Linked DNA regions of Homo sapiens: region 1 is linked to region 2. The links are chromatin contacts, found by Hi-C or POLR2A ChIA-PET in ENCODE. All regions are on one chromosome and are shown on one strand. The core of a region is the stretch at or near the end of the contact, and the rest is flanking DNA. Distances in the headings are between cores, read along the strand shown.

Evidence for each region. A loop is a pair of places that touch in the nucleus more often than their neighbours do. ChIA-PET counts read pairs that join two places held with the same protein, here RNA polymerase II (POLR2A). Pooled maps may share reads with other maps.
Region 1: a map of naive thymus-derived CD4-positive, alpha-beta T cell shows a loop between it and region 2 (10-fold over the local background). The contact joins two enhancer-like sites. A Hi-C loop is called at or near these places in 1 of 168 maps with a recorded cell type or tissue (naive thymus-derived CD4-positive, alpha-beta T cell), 4 of 37 single-sample maps with no recorded cell type and 11 of 50 pooled maps. POLR2A ChIA-PET finds 5 or more read pairs at or near these places in 1 of 52 experiments (GM12878).

The regions. Positions count from the first base shown.
Region 1 is chr1:181,396,169-181,400,943 of GRCh38, forward strand. It overlaps a transcript of CACNA1E not described here. Among named protein-coding and RNA genes, the nearest start is that of CACNA1E, 85 kb to the right of the region's middle. RefSeq lists an enhancer at 2,345-2,454. Within about 2 kb of position 1,908, at least 2 of the 41 ENCODE cell types and tissues checked have a DNase peak (open chromatin) inside an H3K27ac peak, as active enhancers do.
Region 2 is chr1:182,028,339-182,032,590 of GRCh38, forward strand. No RefSeq gene overlaps it. Among named protein-coding and RNA genes, the nearest start is that of ZNF648, 31 kb to the right of the region's middle. RefSeq lists a silencer at 1,390-1,779. Within about 2 kb of position 1,398, at least 30 of the 41 ENCODE cell types and tissues checked have a DNase peak (open chromatin) inside an H3K27ac peak, as active enhancers do.

The DNA.
Region 1 (4,775 bases), core at 658-3,157, 630 kb before region 2:
CCCACAGCAAGTGGCCCAAGAGGGAGACAGACTGCAGGAGAGCACCCCAGACGGAAGCCACAGTCTTTTGTACCTAACTGTGGTAGTGTCATGCCATCACCTCTGAATGTTCTTGGTTACACAGACCAACCCTGGTACAGTGTGGGAGGGGACCGCACAAAGGTGAACATCCCAGGAGGTGGGGTCATCTTGGAAGCTGGCTACCACATCAAGCATGACAAGAACAATTGGTCATTGGGTTTAGCAATGTGGAGGGCATTGATAACCTTAACAAAAGCGTGGGGAGAAAAGTTTGATCAAAGTTGGTGTAAGAAGGGATGGGAGGAGGAGAACTGAGACAGTGAATAGAAATGACTCTTTTGAAGAGTTTGTCACAAAGGAGAACAAAGAAATCAGGAAATAGCTGATGAAGGAAGTGGTTTTTCTAAGATGAGAGAAACAACAGTATGTTTGCACATTGATAGGAGTAATCCAACGAGTGAAAAATTGATGACGCAGAAGAGAAAGGTAATTGCTGGAGCCTGGTCCTGAGTAGAACAATGTGGAATAACATAGAAACAGAGATTCCCTCAACCCAGAATAAATAGTTTACGCTAAAACAGATAAAATTACCCACTACATTCTTATAGAGACAAGAGGTATCAGATCTCAAGAGTTTAAGGAAAATAAATCACAGGAGAGAAATCTTAAAATTGGGAAAATTATTTCCATTAACTACTTCTTCTTCTGGGACTTGGGTAAAGACTGGAGCTACTTTATTTTAAGAGTAGAACACATCTGTCCAGCCTGCAGAAGATGCCTGGTTTGAACACCTCTGCAGCGAACCTGGCCAATGGAACAGCTGGGACTCCCTTGCAAGCTGCAGACCTGCTTTGTAGGGTAGTTCCAAGCCCTGAAGATAGGTGGGTTTTCTGCCACCAGATGAGGGAATTCTAGAGGCAACCAAACAGACCTTCACAGTAAAAAAGGGCAGAGGTCTACAGGAGCTCTCAGAATGTCTCTGGGAGGGTCAAGAGCATCAGTCCTCACTGATGCCTCCCATGCTCCCAGCAGGCCTCACATTATAGAATTCTCTTCTATTACTACGTCTCACCACAATAATGGTGGATGGGAACTCTGTCCTGAACCCTTACAAAACCCAGGCCCCTGCCTCGGTGAGTTTTTTGTTTATTTCCAGGCCGGAGTGCAGTGGCACGATCTTAGCTCACTGCAACCTCCACCTACCGGGTTCAAGTGATTCTCCTGCCTCAGCCTTCCAAGTAGCTGGGATTACAGGCATGCGTCACCACACCAGGCTAATTTTTGTATTTTTAGTAGAGACGGGGTTTCACCGTGTTGGCCAGGCTGGTCTCGAACTGGCCTCGAGTGATCCGCCTGCCTCGGCCTCCCAAAGTGCTGGGATTACAGGTATGAGCCACTGCGCCTGGACAGGGTGGGGTGTTTCAGCCTCTCATCACGTCACTAGGAAGACTCCAGGAAAAAGGAGGAAAGTGAGAAAAACTTTTGTATGGGCTACATCAGCGATGCTTAGAATCCAGCTCCAGGACCTGGTGTCCCTCCCCCTCATCCCGTCTTGTCCTTCCCTCTCCCTGCTGAGCTCCGCAGCCCTGGGGATTCCACATGTAGCCCTTACCCTTCTTGTACTCCAGTCAGTTCTCATTGGCATTCTCCTGGTTCTCAAAATGCTTTTACCCTATTGGCTAGGGCAAAAAATGACCTGAGAGATCCTGGACACTCTCCTAGCAACTGTGCCAGAGCTGGTGGCCATCGCCTTTTTGCAGAGACAGATGCTCCTGTAACAGGAACAAATCAATTAGCCAGCCTGCTGCTAATGTGCAAATGTCACCTTATTAAGCTAGTGTCTGCCTGGGGAAGCCGCCTCTTTCTCCTGTCCCCACTCTGAAGCTCAGCCCTCTGCTGTTGCTTCAACCTCTGTCTCTTCTGAGGTCAATTGTAAAATGAAACTGCTGCCATCTGAACATCTATGAAAGCCACAGGCTCTACCCAGATGCCTTGGCTGAGAGGAGGGGCAGTTTAATTTCCCTTCCTTCTCTGAAGAGTCTTGACGTGCAAGGACCAGCTCTCCCTTTATCACCATTTCCAGAAAAACACAAACAAGGCAAAACAAAATAAAAACAAAACTTTGCACCTATTTTTGGTGCCAAAACCTTAAATTAGATTAAGATCACATCAATTTCTTCCATAAGCTTTGTAGCTTAGGAAGTGCATGCTCACACTTTATTTTATTTAACCCTCATAATAAATCTATTGGAGGAAAGGACAATTATCTCCATATTACAGATGAGAAAACTGAGGCCCAGAGAGGTTGGCTGACTTGCTCAAGGATATTAAGCCAGTAAATTGCAAAGCCAGGGCTGGAAGAAGGGCAAGAAGGGCCAGAAAAGCTGATTCAAAGCGCAGGAACTCTGGAGGCACCTCCTGGCAGCTGGAGCAGGGTGTGCGGAGTGCCCTCCCTCCATGAGCTAAAGGAGGACTGGCTTCCATGAAGCACCAGCATTGCTCTGTCACCCCCACCCAACCTGGTCACCTTTCACTATGACCACTTTCCATCCTGTCTCACTTTCAGAAACGAGGTCTGAGCAGTGCAGCTGGACCTACTATAGTCATAGTTTCCACTGGCTTTGACTTCATCAAGCGAAAACCAACACCCCTTTGAAATCTGTAGCCCCATCCCTAAAAATCAGCCTTTCAGCTTGAATCAAAAGGCAAAAGGCAATGGAGATCCAACTGGAAACAGAGCTCCCTTCCTCCCTTCCAGGCAATGCTGCTGTGTAGAAGGTCACTTCAGAAATTCTGTCTACACTATGAGGACATAAATATTAGGGAGAATCTCCTCTGCCTCACATGAACCTGGGTCCTTCAGTGAGTCCCCCCACCACATCCCCTCAATCCTTTGATTCTTCCCAGTATTGTGACCTTTCCGTCCTTCCTCTGAAGTTGTAGGAGTTGATTCTTCCCAAAATAACCTGAGTAATGGCTTGCAGGAAAGTTACAATTAGCTTTTCACAGGGAAGAAAGTTTAGAGAGTTTTTTTTTTTTTAAAGGAAAAGAGGTAGAAGGAAAAAAAAAAAGCAAATGAAAAATCTTGTGGTCTTCTAAGTCAATTTAGAAAACACTGAGTTATTTCCGTAGAGCTATTCTGACAGGAGATACATTGATTTTTGGCCTCTCTTCATTGTTTTTATTGCTGATTACATCCTCTTTTTCTAGATTGTCCCAGGTGGCCACAGGTGAATGAATTGTGTTTACTTACAGACCACTGATTTCTGTGTTGACACACATTGATTTCAGCTCAGAGTAAGAAAGATCATCCTAATAGAGCTATCTAAAGTTGGAATAGTTGCTTGGGTGGTGGGGGAAAGAGGGTGGTAATGAAATAGTGAAATCCCTGTCAACGGAGGTGTTCAAAGACTGAATGACTGTGGAGGGAATGTGATCGAGCTGACTCCAGCAGGACTGGGAAGATAGCTCGGGGGATCTTTAATGTTCTCACCTCATGTTCAGCATTAACACCTGAGATGACTGTTTAATATTATGTAGATACTACGTGCCAGTGAGGACAGTGTTTCCCAAAGTGTGACTTGTTAGATGTTTCCCACAGGGTGGTATGCTTGATGATTTTCTTTGGTAAGGAATTTACTGTTAAAATAGTAAAAATACAATTAGTACAACAAATCACAATTTCATGGATATCATTGCCTGGGATGAAGCTAACAAAACCCATGCCATAGTAATGGACATTTAAACTGTAAAAATTACAGGTGAGGCCCTAAGTGGTAACCTTGAACATTTAAGACCTTCATTGCTAAATTTTAGCCTTAAATGTTTTGAAGGATGAATAGTACAGGTGACCCAGATAAATAATAGGGAATCTGATCTACTGTAGTTCTATGCTATATCTCAGTGTTCCCCCCCACCAGGGGTACATCGTGAAGCAGATTTGAATTTGCTTCACAAAACTCAGGTTATAAAAATCTAGCATTCATTATTTCCAGGATCTTGCTAGATTTCTGAGTTTCCAGCCACTTTAGTGGAAAACAACTTGATCTTTTTAAATTTATGTTTTACCTTATTTCTAGCCAGAGGTTTTCTAGTTAACTGATGATTTATCATTCTTTTGATTATATATATCATTCCTTTGATGTATATACAGTCAGCTGCCTGCTACCCCTCCTTTCCTGAAGTTTATGTGGCCTGACGTTGGGGTGGGGCATCTGGGCTGCAGACCCTCTGGGGAGGCTGCAGACTGGCCGTGGCTGCAGGGAAGAGGGCCCTCCTTGTCTGTGGGCATTGACACCTCTCCCCCACCACATCAGCTGCTGAAGCATCCCCATGCCCTACCAAGCCTCTTGTCTCCTGATACATGAACCCTGTCTCCTCCTTGCCCAAGCCTCGAGACCCCTTTAGGACCATTGGCAAGGTCCCCGTGCCCCTCTTTGGCTCAAGGTCGTGTGCTGAAGACAGGAAATCTTCAGAGAGCCTCCTGCACCACTCAGGAGACACAGGAGCTTTAGGGATAGGGAGTGGCCATCACGGGCTCTCTCTCTCTGCCTCTCCCCAGTCCTGATGGCCTGTGTTTTCCCTTGGGGTACATTGAGCTCCTATTGATCAGGCACTTTGCAAAGCTGTCTCTGTCCAGGGTTTGAGAGGGTCACGCTTTGCTGTATTATGGCTGCAATGGCTTCCAACTGGTCTCCCTGCCTCTTCCCCTGCTCTCCCACGGTCTGTCCTCACCAGCAGCTACACAGGAGTGT
Region 2 (4,252 bases), core at 148-2,647:
AAAAGTATAATACAGTAAATATATGAACCAGTAACAGTCGTTTATTATCATTTTGAAGTATTATGTATTGCACATAATCATGTGTGCTACCTTTTTATATGACTGGCAGCATGGTAGGTTTGTTTACACCAGCATCACAACAAACATGTGAGTAATACATTGCGGTACAGTGTTACAATGGCTTTGTCGCTAGGTGATAAGAATTTTTCAGCTCCATTATAATCTTATGGGACTAATGTCATATATGTAGTCCATCGATGATCAAAATGTCATTATGGGGCACATGACTATAAATGTACCTCTTGAGGACTGGCCTTTCTGACAGCTTTTTTTTTTAGTTTTGAGGATCAAACCCTTGGGGCCATTGATTCATTGGATCATTCAGCAAATGATCAAATGGGTAATTTGCGGTACAATCTAAGCAAAGGAAAACCTGAAGATGTCCATTTCTTCAAGGAAGCTCTAATCTGGAACAGCAATAAATTCTCTACGCAAAAGAGAAACACTCAAGGCAGTAAGGTAACAGCTCTGAAAGTGCTAAAAATATGGAGGGGAGCGAGCGATAACTTGTATGGTCACCATTGACCTTGCTGATGCAGAAATAAATCATCTTTACTCTTCATTCTCTTGAATTCTCACCTACCCTGCCACCTCATCCAAAATTTGTTAATTCTATGTGCAAAACATCTTTCAAATCCACCCCTCTCTCTTCATCCTCACTGCCCCCATCCTAGTCCACATCAATGCCAGTCTTCTGATTTTCCTGTCCCTAGTCTGATCTTCTCCCAATGCACTCTGCAGAGTGACCTTTATGAAATGTAGATCTGATTATGCCACGTTCCCACTTTAAAAGCCTCTAGAGGTGTGAACCTCTAGAGTCTTCTAGAATCTGACTTCCATTCTCTGTCCAGCTTTATTTCTTGCTGGACTACTCTATGCTCCAGCCATATTGGTCAAAAATTGTTTTAGTTTCTGGAACCTATGGTGATCCTCTCACCGAGGCCTGCTATTTTCTCTTACTGGAACTCTGTCCCCTCCCCTGGGCACCCTCCCGCCTCTGGCCTAGCGAATTCCTTCCATCTTCCGGTCTCAGTTCCTCCAAGAAACCTTCTCACCTAACCCGTCCGGTCAGGGTACTTTCCTTACCTAACACCCACTCCCTCGTTTACTTCTCTTTGGCTGGACTGAAGTTGGGCAGGGCAGGGGCTAGTCTGCCTTCTTCTGGGCCCAACCCTCCCGGCCGGCACCACAGGCATTACAGGTACTCTGTGCACTCAGGCTGCGCAGACCCGCAGCTTCCTATCCTGTAGCTCACTTTCCTCTGAGGCGGGCTGGAGGCGGAGCTTGTCCGCTGGGGGTGGGGCTCAAAGCTGGGGCGGGGATACGGAGCAAAACTTAAGAGGAAGATGAGAAGCCTGGTTGGCCAGGAGGCTTATCTGTCAGGACAGGGGGCGGGGCCTGGGGGGCCGTACCTTTGCTTACCGCGAGTGGGCGGGGCAGGTTTTACCGCCGCGGCCCATCAGCGAAGATCGCTGAGCGGCGCCCGCCTTGCGGGCCTCCAGGACCCGGCCGCCGCCATCCGGTGGGAAGCCGGGTGGCCTGCGGGTGAGGGGGGCGAGGCGGACGGAGGGCACCACACCCCCCGGGGGGCGGGGCGGGCGGAGAGCACCCTACATCCGGGAGCCGGGGCGGCGCCTGGAGAGCGGAGCAGGCAGCGCTTTCTGCCCGCTGAGTGGGTCAGGCGCCGCCCCCTTGTGGTCTCGGCCTGCGGGCAGCCCTTTGGAGCGCGCGGGAACCGGACGCCCGCCCGAGGAGAGAGGATCCAGGAGACCACTCCGGGCGGGATCCGCGGAGCCTGGGGCCGGGCGGTTGGCCCACATTATAAGAGGGCCTGCGTTGCTTCTACCTCAAAGGCTTTAGGGTGTTTGTTAATTCCCCGCCCCCCAACCTGATGATGCTCCAGGTATTTACAGGCAGGTGCCCCATAGGCTGTTTACTGGGAAGCAGAATTGGTGGACTCCGTTCGGGGATATGAGGAAAGATCCATAAGCAGAGAGAATAAAGCCTTTGCACTTACATTTTACTTCTCTTATCCCTCACCTCTACCACCTTTCCCCTTGACCCCCAATGGGCTGCAGGTCACATCATCTTGTCCTTGATATATTCAGAAAATAGAAGCCCCTCAAACAACTTAGAAGCAGTCCCCGCATGTCACCAAATAATAGACCACAGCTGGCATGTGAATGCTACCAGTTAGAGATGTGTAGTAGTTTGTAATTTCCTCATGAATAGTTCAAACTAGAGATTTCTAAATTATTACTAAATTTTAGTATTAATCTAAATATTGTTAATAGATTTTTGTATTATTACTAAATGCATAATCTTTGGAGCAGAAGTTGTGGGAAAAGAAGATTTGGACAAATACCTGACAAGTTACCCGGTATTTTACTTTCTTTGAAGCAATTAAAGAGGTCTGTGTCTTGTCTTGAATAATTAATTTACTTAGGTTGCTGTTTAAAATGCTTTTAAATTTTCAAAACACATCTGTGAGGAGAGGTCTCCACATCTTCAGTTGAAAACTGGAAGAAGCAAAAGGAATAGAGTGTTTATCTTTGAAAAAAGCACACCTAACTAAAATAATAATAAAAAATATGCAGGTGGATAGAAACTCAACAGCTTTCTTCATAGGGTTTGAAACCATAACTGAAGGAAAGGCTATCTGCCATCTCCACTTTGTCTGCTTCTTCAGTCATCTCTCATTATTCAACTTACCTTCTAGTCAGGTCAAATTACAGTTTCTCCAGACTCATATTGCTTTCATATATCTCTTTGTCTTTGTACATAATACTCCTTTACCTTCCTAATGCTTATTTTACCTTCGAAATTCAGCCAATGTATCAACTCTCCTAGAAAGTTCCATTATCTTTCCTCCAAGTACAGGTCTTTCCACTGTACTACCATCGAGTTCTGGGATGCTTCTCCTTGGTGGCATTTTTTATACCGTGATATAATTCTCTCTTTACTTATTCCTGTATCAAGTTGTTAGGGCAATGCCTTTATCTCAATATTCTGTAAATGTAGCATGGACGGATTGATGATGGACAGACAGGTGGGCGAGGGAATAGCTACAAGGATGGACATATACGTGGGAGAAAAGGGACGGACAAATGTATAAATAGATGTTTTAAGGTTGGGTAGGTGAGTGGATGGAACTAAAGCTTGGAGAGTAAATCTTGATGAAGACTTGTTGGGAAACAAGAAGATCTTGATATGATGAACTCAAGGAGGTTGATGGAAAGGGGTGGGGGATAGTTGAGGATCGGTCATTGAAACCATTATTTCTTTTGGAAAAATATTGAGAAAACATGTACTAAAGTTAATAAATGCTACTTTGTGAGGAAAAGATGATATTAGTTTGATATTCTTAGTATTTAAAGTGTAAAGGACTAACATTTCCCTCTCCTATTTAGTCTCCATTTCTTTCTTAATCTCTAGTGTAAGCATTATTTAAAAGTTATTTGTTATAGTAAATATCTGGACATTCTCATCAGTGTGGTTATTCTTAAAAGTTGTCGGCAGGGTGCTATGGCTCACGCTTGTAATCCCAGCACTTTGGGAGGCCGAGGCAGGTGGATCACGAGGTCAGGAGATCGAGACCATCCTGGCCAACATGGTGAAACCCCGTCTCTACTAAAAATACAAAAATTAGCTGGGCGTGGTGGCGTGCGCCTGTAGTCCCAGCTACTCAAGAGGCTGAGGCAGGAGAATCGCTTGAACCCAGGAGGCGGAGGTTGCAGTGAGCCGAGATCGCGCCACTGCACTCCAGCCTAGGTGACAGAATGAAACTCCGTCTCAAAAAAAAAAAAAAAAAAAAAGTTGTCTAAAGTATTTTATTGTTGTTGCCTAAACTAATTGACTTCTGTGCTTTTGGTCCTTGAAAACACTGTTTTAATAGTTACACTTTTTTCTGTAATAATACTTTACATGTGTTAAAAGAAAAACTTTAGACAAATTAAATTTACCAGTTTATTTGAGCAAAGAATGACTCAGGAATCATGCATCACTGAGAACCAAAAGTTCAGAGTGCTGCACAGTGTGAGCAATGGACTTTTATAGGCCCAACACAGAAGCAGAGGAGAGGAATCACCTGATTGGTTGGGCATGGTGGCTGATGCCTGTAATCCCAGCAACTCGATAGACTTACTAGGGAGGATTGCTTGAGCCCAGGAGTTTGAGGCTGCAGTGAGCTGTG